Linked DNA regions of Mus musculus: region 2 is linked to region 1. A link is a loop called in an ENCODE intact Hi-C map of the cell type or tissue named here. Cell type or tissue: heart. All regions are shown on one strand. Links, peaks and the distances in the headings refer to the core of each region. The heading gives the core; the rest is flanking DNA. Region 1 holds the start of Gm51485 (a long non-coding RNA gene). Region 2 holds the start of Pcsk6 (proprotein convertase subtilisin/kexin type 6).

What was found. Hi-C counts contacts between places; a loop is a spot of excess contacts. Peaks named below come from ENCODE experiments on the same cell type or tissue, not always from the same donor. Only the 100,000 strongest peaks of a DNase experiment are listed, where the experiment ranks them.
Region 2: a loop joins it to region 1, with 4 times the contacts of the local background. A loop is called at or near these places in 2 of 42 quality-filtered maps.

Annotation. Positions count from the first base shown.
Region 1 is chr7:65,798,996-65,807,324 of GRCm38, reverse strand. Gm51485 (a long non-coding RNA gene) reads left to right here and starts at 4,975. Exons shown (of 3, transcript XR_003946789.1): 1 at 4,975-5,170; 2 at 5,677-5,899; 3 at 7,768-7,999. It overlaps 1810008I18Rik (RIKEN cDNA 1810008I18 gene), which reads right to left and starts at 4,288. Exons shown (of 3, transcript NR_167723.1): 1 at 4,176-4,288; 2 at 2,993-3,299; 3 at 1,092-1,511. In heart, for the core only: no CTCF peak of the experiment used is centred there; DNase peaks (open chromatin) are centred at 3,224 and 3,744.
Region 2 is chr7:65,856,968-65,865,296 of GRCm38, reverse strand. Pcsk6 (proprotein convertase subtilisin/kexin type 6) reads right to left here and starts at 3,161. Exons shown (of 22, transcript NM_011048.1): 1 at 2,854-3,161. The coding sequence starts at 3,126. Gm20684 (predicted gene 20684) reads left to right here and starts at 3,255. Exons shown (of 3, transcript NR_169041.1): 1 at 3,255-3,452; 2 at 4,060-4,307; 3 at 4,923-6,030. In heart, for the core only: CTCF peaks have their summits at 2,924 and 3,520; DNase peaks (open chromatin) are centred at 3,136 and 4,116; H3K4me3 peaks cover 2,967 bases; H3K27ac peaks cover 1,341 bases; H3K27me3 peaks cover 7,228 bases.

The DNA of each region.
Region 1 (8,329 bases), core at 94-8,093:
GACACTTGTGATCCTTTAAGACCTTATGCCAGGATCTTCCATTGTTTCTGAGATTATATTCTTTTCTGAGTATTCTGTGCTTATTGCTGCAAAACAATCAAGCACCTGACATTCTGGGTTGACTTATTGCGACTGTGTTTTTCACTTACATTTTTTAGTTTCTTCCTATTTTCATTCTAAACTCTAGGATGCATCCCGGCTTTGTTTTATTGACAATTTTTTGTTTTGAATTTTTTGTTTGTTTGTTTGTTTTTCAAAACAGGGTTTCGCTGTGTAGCCCTGGTTATCCTGGAACTCACTCTGTAGACCAGGCTGGCCTCACACTCAGAAATCCACCTGCTTCTGCCTCCCAAATGCTGGGATTAAAGGTGTGTGCCATCATTGCCCGGCTGACAATTTTGAATTTTAAGATTATTTTATTGCAAAAATAAATGTACTTTCTAACTATGTGTATGTGTCTGTGGCAGTGGGGCATGCACGTGAGTGCATGAGACCTACAGAAGGAGGACAGAGGAGAGGGTTAGTTCCCCAGGAGCAGGGATTATAGGAGGTTGTGAGCTTCCTGATGCAGGTGCTGGGAATTGAACTTGAGCCCTTGGCAAGAGGAGTATATGCTCTTAACTGCTAAGCCACCTCTCCAGCTCTAATGATTTTAGGTTTTTGTTTTGTATATGGGTGTTTTGTCTGTGCACCATGTGCCTTCCTGCTACTCAGACAGTCCAGAAGAAGGGGTTCGCTCCCCTGGGACTGGAGTTACAGACAGCTATTAATTGTCCTGTGGTTTTGGGAATTAAATTCAGGCATGTGAAGAGCAGCAAATAGTCTTAACCAATGAGAAATCTCTCTCCAGCTCCCTCTCACTCCATTTTTTTTTTGAGAAAATATTTCACTATGTAGCTCTAGCTGACCTAAAACTCCCTATGTAGACCAAGCTGGCTTCAAACTCACAAAGATCCACCCGTCTCTGCCTCTTGAGGGTTGGGATTAAGGGTGTGTACCACCTGGCTCAGCTTAATTAAAATTTTGATTTAAATCATCCTGTTTAATTTCTAAGCTTCTATCTTTACCGTGTGATTCCTTTTTGACAGCAATTATTTATTTATTTATTTATTTATTTATTTCCTTTTCATTATAGGCCTCAGACCTTCATTCCTCTGAAGACACTGGTTAATATTTTGAGGAATTATCTTCTGCTTTCTGAAATATTTATTTTCCCTATGAGGTTGGTTGTTCTCCTACTTCTTTCTCGTATTTCTGGTCTTTTTTATGTGTCCAGTGGGTCTCCATCCTTCTTTTGTTTTTGAGAGTGGAGCGCCAGGGTGACTGTGCTGGGTGCCTGGTGCATAGTGTGCCTGTTTGTAGAAGGTCTGCATCCCCACAAGGCAGCTCTCTGGATCAGATAGTGTCAAGGACTGGGCCTGTAGATTGTCATACACAAACATCAGAAGGGGCTAAGCTTCTGCAGTAGTCCCAAGCATAACAGGCGGGAAGTCAAAGGAGAGGCAGTCCATCTGTGAGAAGGAGAATAGCAACCGATACAGGAACTAATCAGAAATGTAAATTCTTATCTTCACTCTAGCATCTAGAGCAGAGGTTCTCAACCTTCCTAATGCTATGACCCTTTAATATAGTTCCTCATGTTGTTTTGACCCCCCCCCCATCACAAAATTATTTTGTTGCTACTTCGCAGCTATAATCGTGCTACAGTTATGAATTGTAATGTAAATACCTGATGTGCAGGATATCTGATATATGACCCTCAGAAGGGTCACGACCCACGAGGTAAGAACCACTGGTCTGGATCCCTCTGTATCAACAAGCTCAGGTGAGGCCCATCTACCCCACGTTTCAACGCCCTCCAGAGCGCTATGGGTGATGCTGAGGTGGGCTTTGATCATTACCCCATTATATAAAATCCACTCATACTGAAAGACTAGTTAGTTCTTGGAAAGCAGGTCCAGTGTCTCTTAGAGTGTCTGAGGGTGGGGTGGAGGCCACGGCTGGCTGTTACCATCCCGTGTCTGGGTAGCCAAGGGTAAATGACTGAGCAGAGCCCCAAACAGACTTCTACTTAGTCCTGCTCTTAAGTACTTCCCCTCTGCCCCACCAGTCGGTTTGCCTGTGGCCCCAGGTTCTGAGGGATGAGGCGCTATCCCTGAGCTTCCCTCTGACATGCGCAGAGCTGCATCGCTCTGACATGCGCAGAGCTGCAGGCACTGACCCCTCTTCAGCCCCTACATGTCCATTTGACTTCTGGCTGGCAATCCTGCTTTCAAACGTCCCAACAACTAATGACTCTGTCTCTGGGCCACAGGGTGGCCTGGGGACTGACTCATGCTCTCCCTCAGCATTCCCTCCTGGTTAGTTTCAGCAGTAGCTAGCTCATTGGTTGAGGCAGTACTGTGCAGGCACGTTGTATCACTCACGAAGTCCAAGTTGTCGATCTTAACAATTCTGAAGTCAGAACTACTATTTCCTCCATGTAGAAAGGAGGAAAGTGAGAATGCAGAGATGCCATGCATCTGGGGACTCACGACTTCCCATGAGACTCTAGTGCTACATCAGGCTCCTCCAACAGGAAGTGTCCCGAGGGTCCACCCTGGTGCCCTACCAGGAATTATAGTATTGGAATCACCCCTTTATTTTGTTTTTTAAGTACTAAAAGGTCTTTAAAATATTAAGGATGGAATTCATTCGATGCTAAGATCTGCATGGTAGTCTTTGGGGTAAGTGGAAGTGACTTTAAATTAGTTTATTCTTCAGGTGATCTCACTAGCTCTTCAGAAATGCAAGGTTGTCTTGGAGTCTCATAAATTAGAGCTAGACTTCTTTGACCCAAGCAGGAAAAAGGTCACCCTCGTCCTTCTACCCCCCCCCCCCCCCCCCGCTCCTTCCATGGAGTGGAAAGGAAAGGAGAGAAAGAACCTAGCTCTTAAGACAAGGCTTCAGTGGCACAGCCATCCCATGCCTTACCTGGGAAGGAGGAACTAACCTGCCTGGGTGCGGATCCCTAACGATGCAAAATCTAAGGCCCGAGGAAGTTTCCACAGCTGTGCCCAGGTAGAAGCAGACTATCCCGAAGCCTGTGGTTACCACAAATACTGGATGGAGACAGACCCAACTCAGCACAGCTCAGCTGCTCTTCTTGGCGCACCAAGGTGAGCCCCTCTGCCGCATCCTGGGGAGAGACTGCCAAGCTCAATAGCCACCTGCTTCCCAGGAGGTCACACATGAGCCTTGCAGGATACTCTGGGCCCCAGGATGTCCCAGGGTGTTTTGACTGGCGGTGAATGAGACAGCTGTTTACAGAGGGAGGGAGAAGAGAGGAAGGGAGAGAGGAAGGGGTGGGCATTTTACACAATTTAATAACCAGAGGAACAACAGCAGTTACAGAAAATTTAGCCAAAATGTCATTCAGGGACGGGAAAGAGCAATTACTTAAATATTTAAAACAGACACCCCAGGAGTGGCCATGGGGGCCGTTCTTTGTTAATATTTAACCGGAGCCGGGCAGCCACCGAGAATACAACTGTTTACAGGAGATATGAACTAACACCCACTATTTGCTGAAAGCTATGGGGAGACTGTAGCTCTTGAACAGCTGATGATGTTCCTAAATCCCAGCCGCTCCAGTAGGGCCCCCCCCACATCACCACCATGAGGCCACAGGGGTGGGGAGGCCACAGCTGTCCCCAGAGCCCTGTGAAAACTGTAAACAGGCAGGCAGGGGTCAGCTGTCTTGCTCCAGACTCACAGTTTTCAGGAAGCCCAGCCCTGCAGCTGGGCCTGGGAGGTGGCTGCTGGCAAGATCATCAGCCCTCACTCCTGCAGACCCTGGCCAGGCTATCCTGGCCTCATCCACCCTCCTGGGCAGACACCATGCATGAAGCCAGGTGCTGATGAGCAGAGGAACTGGATCCCAAACTGGCTTGCTATGTCCCTCAATTCACACCGGGGCCTCCTGGGACACCAGACTGGGCTGTCTATAATTAATAAGCTAGCCTGTTTGCAGGGTTGGTAGATAGATAGGCCCTTTGTTCATTACAGCATCTACCTCCATGAGCTTGGCTTTTACCTACAACTGCCTCAAGTCTCATGGCTACCCTGCTGCTATGACAACCACTTCCCAACTTACTTGGGCACATTAGTTAAAACCCCACACAGATCCAACTTACTCCTCGGCTGCACTCTACCAGAAAGCCCAGCTCAAGCCCAAGGGAAAAAAACGTCACCTTTGAGTTCGTAGGCTGTTTCCAAGGTGCCACAGTTGAGACCACGTGTGCCTTTCAGAAGCCTGTGCCCCGTTGCATCATCTAATATGTTTGTTACAAAGTTGCCCAACCCTAGACCCACAACCCTGGCCTCCTCCCCGCATGCCACTGCCAACTGGTAAAAACCACAGATGGCCCTGACCTATTGAGCCCTTCTAATTGTTTGCACACCTGGTCAAGAGAAGAGAAAGATGGAGCAGGGAGGCGCGCTCTGGAAAAGCTAGAGAAGAACTGGGGCCTGCACAACAATATCTGTTAAAATAAAATAAAATCTAGTATATAAGAGCTAAAGTTTGGGTAGATATTTAGTACGTGATTTCACACACACACACACACACACACACACACACACACACACACACACACACATTCATTCCTTCTCAGGACAGTTGGCACACGCTGTCTAGAGTACTAAAACCATAGTCATTAAACTTTTTCTGTTCACTGAGTAGCTCTGGATACTAGAAATCTGAAGGAACGTTGAAGAGATTATGACTAAGGAACATGAAATGATCGGCTAAGGTTCTAGTTTAGCTAAATGCTGGCCAATGGGATCTAGAGACATCCACGGCCACTGAGTCATCAATTAGTCATGTGAACTTTTTTTTTTTTTTATTTTGATTGTTGCTACGGTTTCAACACAACTTCCTCTACCTCCCAACTCAGGTTGGAATTTTGTCCCCATTGTGAAGTAAGTGTTAGAGGGCAGACACAGTGTAGCCAGCAGTGAGGCCTTCACTGGACTGAAGCATGCATGGCCCTTGCCTTTTGGGGGGAGATCCCTTGCTGCTTGGGACTCTGCCAGCAGAAAGCCACCACTCAATACAGTCTCTCGTCCTTGGGTCTTTGCGACAGTGAACTGAAGAAGTCCTCTTTTCTTTTGAACTCACCAAGGCAAGGTGTTGTGTTTTCTTAGTAGGCAAACGTTTCTAGCTTCAGAGTAGTACTGTAACATGGTGGGGGGGGGGGGGCGTCTCTTTCTTGAAGCCATTCAGTAGTCAGTTACAGACAGGCCACTTTGAATCCTCTTATCATGTTCCCTCCTGGATGGTAACCAGACTGCTTTGCAGTTAGGAGACCTGGTGGACATAGCCAGGGGTGTCCTTGCTTTGCTGTTTAAGGGTTGTATCCTTCCCTGGCTAAAAGCTTATTCAATCCTAGCAGGCATGCCCCTGCACAGTGCTTGGCTTGTCTGTCATGGCTTGCTCATTTAACACACAGCCTACCCTGGTGCTCCTTCTGCTGTCCCCTCTTCAGCACCCTGATGGGCTCAGTTGTCCTAGAATTGGACACATCAATCAAAATTCAGCAGCATGCCCAAGAGGGCAGCATGGGGGTGCTTGGTGTATTCAAGCGTTGGAGACGGCAAATCTGGAAGGGGTTTTTATCATGGTCTGAATTTCAGGCACGGAACACAAATGACCCTTTCCTTGAAGTGGCATGGTGGCAACTCATCTTCCTGAAGCAGTGGCCGTCCTCATGCTCGGATGAGTGACCAGACACACTCACAGGACCACTGTATCCCTGCCGTGCCCTTCGGAACTGATCAGAACAGAGGATGCAACTAAGCCCTGGCTGACAGGAGTTCTCCATTATCAAGTAGAATCAGGGGTTCAAATAGAAACCAGGTCTGGTTGTTGCTTAGCTGTTTTTCCCCATTGCTGTGATAAAATACCTGACCAAACCCAAAACAAACAAACAAACAACACCTGAGGGGAACAGGGATTTATTTTGGCTCAGAATTTAAGGGTGTCGTTCCGGGAAGTCAGGGCAGTAGGACCTTAGGGTGGCTTGTTGCATGCATCTGGGGTCAGGAAATGGGAAGGCATGGCTGCTGGTGCTCAGCTAACCTTCTCCTTTTGATTCAGTCTAGGATTCCAGCCCACAGTAAAGGTGGGTTGACTTCCCTACCTCAGTTTACCTAATCAGGACAACCCCCAACAGGCACACCCAGAAGCCTCTCTGCTAGGTGACTCTAAATTCTGTCAACTTGACAATCTGTATTAGCCATCGGTTATTGAAAAATGAGAGAGTGGACATCTTTAGGCTCCCATGGTTTTAGAGGTGTGCTGAGTCAGAAGAAGGAAGAGTCACCCACAGAGGTCGCTGGAGTCCAGGCATAAGAAGCCCCCCCCCTTCATTCTTCCTGTAGTCTGAGCACCTACTATGTGCATAAGCCTCACTGAGTGTGCTAGCCATGGATGCAGGAGACTGGGCCAGGTGGTTGGCCAGCCTGGGAGGCAGCTGGTACCTGAGGACCAGTCTTTCTGGTTAGCAGAGAAGGCGTTCAAGTAGCCAAAAGGGCCCTTGTAGGAACTGGATTTTGAAGCAGTTGGGGGTGGTATAGGGTATAGGGAGCCCCCTCTTCACACTAAAGAGGATGCAGGATAATGTCCCTTGAAACTACCACAGAGACAGCTCCATCCCCCACTGACTGCACCATCCCTAAACACCATTCTCCAGATTCAGGCAGAGGTTCACTCTCCGCCTTGGATCATTTGTCTGTTTATTGCCTTTGTTATACCCACCCCTTTAATAGTCTAGCATGCTTAAAGTCTATATATGGGCCCATGTAAAATGCAGAGTGTCATTTTTTTATTTTTTAAAAATATCTACTGAGTTTTACATTCTTATTTTTACACTGTGATAAAACGTGTGTGAGATAAATTCGCCGTTGGCAGCGTTAAGATGAGTGGCGAGGAGCACCCTGGCACTTCACTACCGCCATGGCTACCCCTTTTCAGATGCTCCTTGCCTTCCGAAACTGGAACTGTGCAGACACTTTCCCCCAGCCCCTGACAACCACCATCCTGCTGTCTGTCTGTCTGCACAGGAGCCTCACTAACAGAACCGTATAATACCGCCTTTTGAGCCTGGCTTACTTAACTCACTGTTCTCAGGGTTAATCCATATCTTACCATTGGGCATGGTTTCCCATCTTCTCACAACTGAATGTTCTACTGTTCGGACCATGCTTTTCTCAACCATCTGTCCACTGACACTTAGCATTGCTGTGTTTTAAATTAATGTATTAGTTCATCTTGGCTTTCTTCAGTGTCTTGGTTTCAGTGGACCGTGATCTCTCCACCTGTTTCCTTTTCTTGTGCACAGCAAGCCTATTGCCTCTCACCTGGACCTGTTCCCCCTGCACACCTGGCCACAGGCAGCTCCTCCCACCTCAGTATTCCTGTTGACAACATCTATGCATAGGCCCTATCTATCATCACTTGCCTCCACGTTTCTACTAGCACCCTCTCCATTCCCACTTGATTCTCTTTGGGACTTTCTGTTTATGCTTTGTGTGATGAATTCAGCTCCCAGCTTTCATTGTGAACTTAACGCAATCTAGAGTCCTCTAGGGAAAGTCTCTGTCAGGAACTGTCTACATCAGCATACTCTGTACGCATGTCTGTAGAGGATTGTCTTGATTGTTTTAGTTGGTACAGGAAGACTCTTTGTATGATCTGTTTTGTTTTGTTTTGTTTTTTTCTAACAGCAGGTTGAATGTGATGCTGGCCCACAGGAACAGGGAGCATTCAAAGATGCTGGAGCAAGTCTGAGAGCCTCTGTATCTCTTGCCATGTTCCAAGCCCTAGAGATACAGTGGTGGACAAGACAGGCACACTATCCTGTTTCCATGTGGTCAACATTTCCTTACAATCTGACTGAGGAGAAAAACAGACTGGCCAATAAATAAAATGTACACAGAGCTATGAGAGTGAGCAGGGGGAGTAGGACGGGAATGTGCATAATTTCAGTGTGAGCCTGAAAAGGGCTCTCCACAATGGTGCAGGGATCCCAGGGAGAGAACTGTGAAGCTCTGAGGTAGGGGGAGTGGAGAAACGACCCAGAATGGTGTTGGGGTGCTCAGCGTTGGAAGCTGGTGTCACTGGAGCCATGGGGCCAGTGTGGGTGACTTTGCTCTGTGTGAGACAGGGAGTTATGATGACAGCTAAAGGAAGAGTGTTAGTCTGACCTCTGCCTGAACAGGTCACACTTTCCATGTGATGAGGAAACACAGATGGGGCCGAGGGAAGGGAGATGAGGCTGTTTGCAAA
Region 2 (8,329 bases), core at 175-8,174, 58 kb before region 1:
TCCCTATAGTTGTGGTTACTGCCAACGGCAGTATTTTACCCTTCCAAATTTTTACTTTTTAAAACCATTGGTTCATTTATTTACTTTGTGTGTGTTCAGATGTGCGCACACAAGTGTATGCCACAGCATACACGTGGAAATCAGAGGACAACTTTGGGAACTGGTCCTCTCCTTCCATCACGTGGGTCCCACGGATCAAGTTCAGGTCCTGAGACTTGAGAGTAACTTCCTTTACTCGCTGAGCCATCTCACTGGCCCATGACTTTTATTTCTCGCTAAAAAGCAAACTTGTTGCTTTATCTGGAATGATGCCTGGGAGAGGGAAATGGCGCCTAGCCTGTCTTTATTAGATGCATATTGTCTAATGGAAAAGGACAGAGCCTGCATCAAACTGAAAGAGACCCAGAATTTGAAAAAGGTCAATAATGGCTGCCCTGAGTTACCTGTGGATCATGTTAAATAAATAAATCAAGTCAGGTTATCAGTTGTATAAAAATAAAACAGTCAAGCAAGAATGTCACAGCACAGCCAGAAAGACGGACAAGAAAACCAAGCCTGTGACTCAGGCAGGTACAGAACAGAGCTCTAATTGCCCATTAAGGGTTTAGAAGAAACAGTCACACAAAGGCGGTCTCGGAGCAAGAGACAAAGCAGTTATCATAATGGCAGGGGTGACACACAGTTACCGTGTGAACACAAACAGCTCCCTCCCTTAACTCCCCCCACCCACCCCATTTACTCATCTATAAAGCAAAACTAAAAACGTCTACATCTTATTTATGAGTCACAAATTCTCCTGCTTGAAAATGGCAATAAGGTTTTTAAAGAGTTCTTGCCGAGTAGGTAGAGGCTGGAGAGCTCCAGGCCTTTTCCACATTAGCCGCACTTAAAGGCAGGGAAGGAAAAGCTGATTTGGGAATAAAGTGTGCTTGGAGACAGCTCTACCCCCAAACCAGTCATCTTGCAGCTCGGAAACGTCCCCCTCGCATACCTCCCAGCACAAGGCCTACCAAGCTGAGTGACAGGCTGTGTGGAGTCTGGCTGCACTGTTCAGAGAGACCTTTGGGGCCACCCAAGAACGTCACAACAAGCCTAAAAAACCTTGCCCACAGGCAAAATCGGGAGCACAGACCTTGCTGGTGAACAGCTCAGTGAACTAGAGTAGATTCAAAGGCTAGCACATCCAGGAGGTGAGCAAGGTTATTCCAAGAATGTCAAAGGGAGAGCTAACTACGCCTCTCTGCCCCTTGCACGGTGGAGCAGAGTTCTTCACCTCCTCTCTCCTCGCTTAATTACAGGGACCCAAATCCCAGGCACTTTGTAATTTACCACCCAGTTTAAGAATCACTTTTAGTTGAGACAAATTGCTGGGCCGCCTGGACAGAGCCAGGAAGAGTAGCAGGAGCTGGGAGTGCTAATCAAACAGGAGAGCTTTCTTCTGCCCAGACAATCAGCCCTGCAGCTTTGACAGCTACAGAGAGCAACGAAGCCAGGGCCACCAAAAGGCAAAATCTTAGCTCTTTGGATGTTTGAAGACACAAAAGCGGATTCTTTCCTTTTGGAGAAACTCTGACCTGGAACTTCACAGAGCAGAATTTCCCCTTCCAGGAGGCCTTCCGATTCACGTCAAGTGCAGAAGCACACGTTTACTGGCTTCTGTCACAGATAATGATGAAACTAAATCTGTCTGCTATTTAACACTGTCTGCTACTGCAGTTTGAGTTACAAGGCCACCCTCCCTTCATTTCACTTGATTCTCCAGAGTGTGTAGTTTATGGATCTGTTAAGGTGCTGAGAGCTCTCCTGGTGGGACTGCACATTTTGAACCTGCTGAGGTCCCTCCACGGACCATAAACCGGAATCAACCTGCCCCCATTGCCCCTCTGCGGGGCTGCAATATGGAAAGGCACCCTGCATTGGCAGTCCTTGGGAGCTGCGCGGACCTAGTGCCCTATCTCGGCTTCTCTTGGTATAAATGACAGCCAGCTTATACCACCAGGGGTGAGAGAATGGGCATCCCATGAGTAGTGCCTTGCTTCTGAACACTCCCGGCTCATCTCAACAACCTCAGGCAGTACAAAGTCGCCACCCTTACGGATGAGCAAGTCAAGAAATGACATGTCCAAGGTCATGCAGCTAGTGGGCAGACAGCTGCCTTTCCAGCTGCATCCAGAGCCCAAAGCAAAGCAATCCATGTCTTTGCCTAGAGAGGTTTCAAGTGCAGAGTTCAGCCTACAACCAACCTGCAGCTTCTGGGTCCTGCTTGCACCCTGACCCAAACCTGACTTCTGGACACAGGCACCAGCGCACCACACAGAGGGAAAGCCAGTCCCTGAGTTGCCCGGGTCATGCTCACATCGCCCAACCAGCGCCTGACTGCCTTGGCGCACGAACGGGAGCCCAGAGCTCCGGGCGACCCGTCGAGGGCAGAGTGGCCCGAGACGGAGCTAAGGCTCGAAGGCCACAGGGAAATAGGTACACGATGATGATGGCGCGGGTGGGCAGAGCGCAGCGACCCCTTAGGCGCCCACTCGAACGCGGCTGGGCAGGTGTAGGCGCCCGACCTGGGCTTCCGAGGCCACACACTTCCGAGTGCGAATGCTCGGCGACATCGCCTGGGGACCCACGGCCTCGGGCCCTCCCGCGTGACCGTCCACGCAGCCTACCACGTCCTTCCCGCCGAGTGTCCCACGGCTCTCCCAGAGAGTCCCCGCAAGAAGCCCCCGCCGTCCCCAGCGATACGGGTCGCCTTCCCACGCGGCGCCGCTGGCCGCGGGCTTGGCAAGGCGCCCCCTCGCGCGTGGCCGCCGGCGGCCGGGAAAGTTTGGGGCGCGCGGGGCCGGCCGTACTCACCTGGCCCAAGTTGAGGTAGCCGTGCGCCGCAGCCACGCGGTCCGCCGCGCCGGGGCCGCCCAGCACTTGCACTGCCCAGTGGTTGGTGTAGACGGGGCGCGGCGGCGGCAGCGCGGAGCAGGCGGCGGGCAGCGCGAGCAGAAGCAGCCAACGCCAGGGGCGCAGCGCGAGCGGCGGGAGTCCGTGCCGGCCGGCGGCCCCTGCGCCCCGCGCGACATCGGCGGCCCGGGGCGGCGGCCGGGGCCCGGGCGCTGGCGGCGCGCGCGGAGGCATGGCAGCGGCAGGCTCGCGCGGCGCCCGAGCGGCGAGTGCGCCGGGGGGTGGGGAGCCGCCTTTTAAAGCCGCTCCGCGCCGGGGAAGCGCCGCCGCCGCGGGCGGGAGCCGGGGAGGAGGAGGCCGCCGCGGCGCGTTCCCGCCCGCGCGGCCCGGTGGCGCCCCTGGGCCCGCGCTCGTGCGGCAGTCTCCCGGCCCGCCAGCAGCCGGGGGCCGGCGCAGGGGAGGCTCGAGACTTCGGGTCTCTCGGAACACGGCGCTGCCCGGAGTGGCAGCCTGGGCTCCGCGCGTTCTGCTAGAAGCCGGGAGGGCTCTGGGCATCCCACGTGAGTTCCCCATATCCCGGAGGAGTTGACTTAGAGCGGCACCTTCCTACCGGTTGCGCCCCTGGAGGCTGAACTCACCTGCTGGGGTCCCCAAGGCTAGGCAGCCTTGCTCAACTTAGCTGTGGCAGTGAACATGCAAATGTGCAGGATCTTCAGGGGAAAACGATGCCAGGAAAACACTGGGGTGTCCCAGGATCTGGCCCAACCTCAAGACCACATTGCATGGGCAAAGGGCATGTGGCAAACTTAGCTGGAGTCTATGAGAGTATTGAGGACACAGCGTCCATACAGGGCTGAGGCTTTGCTAGGAAGGTTGTACAGGTGAACTCCTTAGCTGACCACTTAGCATCTGTATGATGTTGGGCCCCTTTCTGTTCTTGCTGGGCTTGTAAGATGCGGATAACAATAGCATCTATCCATCCATCGGGCTGTTTTGAGGATGTCAGCTCTTCCTTTGCAATCAGCTGACAGTAATGTTTGTTTTGATGAGCCCAGGGCCTGCCACGTGCTTGGTATTCAGTAGATGGTGTACACTCTTAAAAGTACCCACTGAGCTAGGACCAGTCAGTGTGAATGTAAGTTGACTCATCCTCACCCCTCCCTCCAGGAACAGCCTGGAGAAACCGGGGACTCGTTCATACTGTGAAGATGCAATGAGAGGCTGGGATGGCTGCAAGCCTCGGACGGCCCATTGGTCCCAACTGGCCTCATACAGAAAGCAAACCTTCAGCCTGATTAATACAAGAGGGGGACCAGGAAACCGAAGACAGCAAAACAAGGCAGAGAAGGCCTTGAGTCACAAAAGAAGCTACCTCACCAACGCTCAGGTTCCAAGAGCACCTGGCTCCCAGACTGGTACTGTATGGAATTCACTTGCCTGAGTCTATAGCCAGGCAGATCAGACAGACAGACATGCTAGGGGATACAGGAGAGAGAGAGAGAGACAGAGAGACAGAGAGACAGAGAGAGAGAGACAGAGAGAGAGACAGAGGGCCAACTGAAGTCTTTTCCAACATCCCTCTCAGGAGTCCTTGGGTTTTTTTTTTTTTTTACCTCAGATGATCCATCCTTTCTATAAGCATGAGTCACCTTAATGAAGGTAGAAGGAGAGGACAGTTGGTGGGGGGCCCAACCAGGACATGCCAAATTCATGCCAACAGAGCTCCTACCACAAATACCTTTTGTGTGCCTCTGTTGTCCCTGGCCAAGGGGAGTCAGCTCTCTGGGCAGTAACTCAAGATCCCCTCTTTGTTGCAGAAGTTGACGCCCTGGGACAAGGCCTGGTTCCCCCTGCCTGACAGAAAGATCTAAGGTCATCATACAAAGTGGCCAGCCCTAGAGAACACTACACTTATGTTGGGCAAAGACAGCATCCAGACCCTTCAGCCTGCCTCTGTTCAGTCAAGCAGAGAAGCTGATGGACAGAGGAGAGTGGAGGCAGGGGATTCAGTCTGTTCTGTTCCTTTCCAGCAGTCCACATGGACAATCTGAGTCCCCTTTCTGGCCTTCGTGGGCCAACCTGTCTTTGACTCATCCCAGATCCTGTGCTATGCTTCAAGAGCATGACCTGCGTGAAGACCCTGCGGTGCACATACTCTAGATGATGTGGAGCACTTCGTATTCCCAAGAGGGTACCCCTGTTACAGCAGTTATCCAGACAGGCCGATATGTGGGTTTTCTGTAATAATTTGGTAGATGAAGGGAATCAGTCTACTGAACTATTTAGAGGAGGCTAAAACACATCTGAATTTTGTATTTGGAGGGGGTCAGGGTATATTTTGTTAACAAGGCTGATCCACTGGGACTAAACCTCCTGCTTGTTGTAGACGTACCTGGGCCACAGAACGGCTGTAGGAAGACCAGCTTGCCAAAATGAACATCCTAAATCAAATTGCTGCCTGTGAGTTTCCAATTGATTTACACGGTGACAGGATTAACTCAATCACAAAAGTCCCAGCCCTCTGAGTTGAGATAGGATCTGTAATAAAACTTGCCTCGTCTTCCTGCAGAGAGGGGATTTCATTACTCACTCATCCCCACTCTCCAGATGTCCAGATGGCCCTGAGGTGCACACAGCTCCCAGGCTGGGAGTGAGTGTGTGTATGGGGGGTGGGGGGTGGGGCGGGGCGTGTGGGGGGGTGCTTCTTCTCTAGATTGACGTCGGCCAGGCTGGGCAGGGACAGGACAGGGACTGGAAAGGTGATTGGAGGTGGCCTTGTCTCAGAAGTTAGAAAATATCATCCAGAGATGATTTTAATGACATCTTCCCAAACAGAAGAAAAGATGTTAAGGAGTGTTAAGATGTGTTAATGGAATTGTATTCTTATGCCTACCCCTGGTCCCTGTACAGCAAGAGCAGGGCTGCCTAGTTGGGCTACAGTGTGCCCCTAATTCAAGGCTTCTGTTGCAGTTATTCATGTGCTTGTCTCATGTGGTCCTCAAAAACAGGACATGTGCCTGTCCATTGTCATATCTCCTATCATGACAATAGCATACCCTTAATGTTATGTACTCTAAATATGTATTTCTTGAAAAATTTTTCACCTCTGTAAAAGAAATTATAAAAACTTGAACTCGGTGATGATTTATATATCATATATATTGAATTATGTTCTACATGCATGTGGGTGTCTACTGCACAGGCTCTTGGGACTCACAATTATCTTCATTTAAGTGATAGAAACTTGACTGCAGAGTTGTACCTTTGTGAGTATGTAGGCTCTACAGGACAGAATGCTAGCTCTGTGTCGCACGGGCAGAGCCTTCAGGGGACTAGAGAAGACTGAGCACTTGGCCCACAGGTTGGAGCATCCATTTGTGTGTGATCTCAGACAAGTTGCTTCGGTTTCCTCTGCTGTAAGTGGCAGTGACACTGTTGTCCCTGTGGAGGGCGCAGGGCATGGAGGTTGGCATTGCTGTGCTTCCCTGTGTGAGGAGGCTCAGGGCAAGGAAGTGAACCATCTGTATCAAAGCTCAGTTTGCATTCTCATCCTTTGGAACCAGGAAGACAGCTCATGATTGAGGCTCTGCTGTCACCACTAATTGGGATTGAAACTGAATTTCTGCAGAGAGGGTTTGTATTGACCTGGGGCCACTAGCTCCAGAGGAGGCCCCTTGAGGACCTGCTCTGCAGTGTGACCTCAGATTGAAAACCTTAGGGTTGACCCAGGACATTTCTCCCTTTATTTCTCTCTATCAGGACCAATGAAGAAGATTCAGGGTTCTTATGCATAGTGGTTTTTCCCTCTGTTTTCTTCCACACTAACAATGTAGCTTTTGCATTGTTTTCTGTAATACTCCACCTGGGACATTTTAAAAAGAATATTTATTTTATTTAAATTATGTGATATATGCATGTGGGCATGTGCACCCACTTTTGTGGGTACCTGTGGAGGCCATGGAATCCCTGGCACTGGACTTACAGGTGGTTGTGAGCCTCCTAACATGAATGCTGGGAATCAAACTCCCATTTTATTTTATTTTATTTTATTTTATTTTGTTTTATTTTATTTTTACAAGAGCAGGAACCTCTCTGACTGTTGAGCTACCTCACCAGCTCCTGACATCTTTCCTAACACCTCAAAGCCAGGGGAGGTGGTGGTAGTGGTGGTGGGGTGTGGTTTAATCAATGAAGTGCTTGCTGTGCAAGTATGAAGACCTGACTTGTATCCTTGGCAGCACTCTACTGTTATTCCTGCAGGGGATCCTCTGGTTCCTGCTATCTGGTCAGCCTAGTGGAATTGGTGTGCTCCTAGTTCAGTAGAGACCGTGTGGAGAGCAATTGTGGAAAACCTTGTGAGCCTCTGGTCTCTACACGTGTGTCCACATATGGATGAACATTTGCACACACACACACATACAAAACGACAACTATAATACATTAAATCATGCTATAACAATAATGTAACAATAATACATTACATCTCTCTCTTCTGATGGAGAACATGTAAGATTGAAGGTGTTTGGTGTTTGTGCCTTTAAGACACAGCTCAGTAAAGAAACCTGTTGGACTGCCCCAAATGTACTGGCCTTTCCCTCCTCCTTATGGTACCTGTCGACATCCACAGAGCTTTGATCTCCCTTCTTGCTTGTTTTGTTTTCCATCAAAATTGATTGTGAGTATTATGCAGAGTGAAGGCTCCCTTTGAACTGGTTTTAATTGTCAAATGCTGCCTGTTAATGTCTCTATTAGGAGAGCACCGGGTTGCTTCAGGCTGCTCTGTGTTCCAAGGTGAAATAGATACCTAGTGGGGCTTAAAAACCTCCCAACAAACTGTACTTTTTTGAGACGAGATAAATGTCAAAGGTCTCCACTATGGAGCACTGATGTGACTTCAGGAAGGGACCTGAGACATGAGAGTAAATCTCTGCTCTCCCTGCCCCCCAAGGCCCAAAGCTTTGCCTAGCCACATGTGTTTCTTCTCGCTCCCTTCCATTCCCTGAGAATCCTACCACGAGCTCCCCCTTGTTGGATGAGATTAAAGTTCTTTCCCTCACAGTTCCTCCTCTTCTGCCCCTTCCTAAAAGAGGCTCTGCAGTGTGTTCCATTTTTTGCCTTGAAGGAGTTCCTAAGCTCAGAGCTACACAGGACTGAATGTTACAATGTTGATATCCCTGCTTCTGTAGCAATCAGGATGCCTTTGGTTACAAAATCCTTGAATGACCAAGGAAAGAAGATATCTCACTCTTGAACCGACAGACAGGCAACTCCGAGCCTTGGTGATACAGAAACTGGCGACTACTTTGATATACTTAACCTGGCTTTGTCCTTTGGTACCTAAGTGACTGCCACAGACTGGCTATCCTTCCCTCTCACAGCCTCTAAGGGAGGAAGGCAGGCATGGCTTCCTGCCTCTTGAAGGCTTCTCATCTCCTTG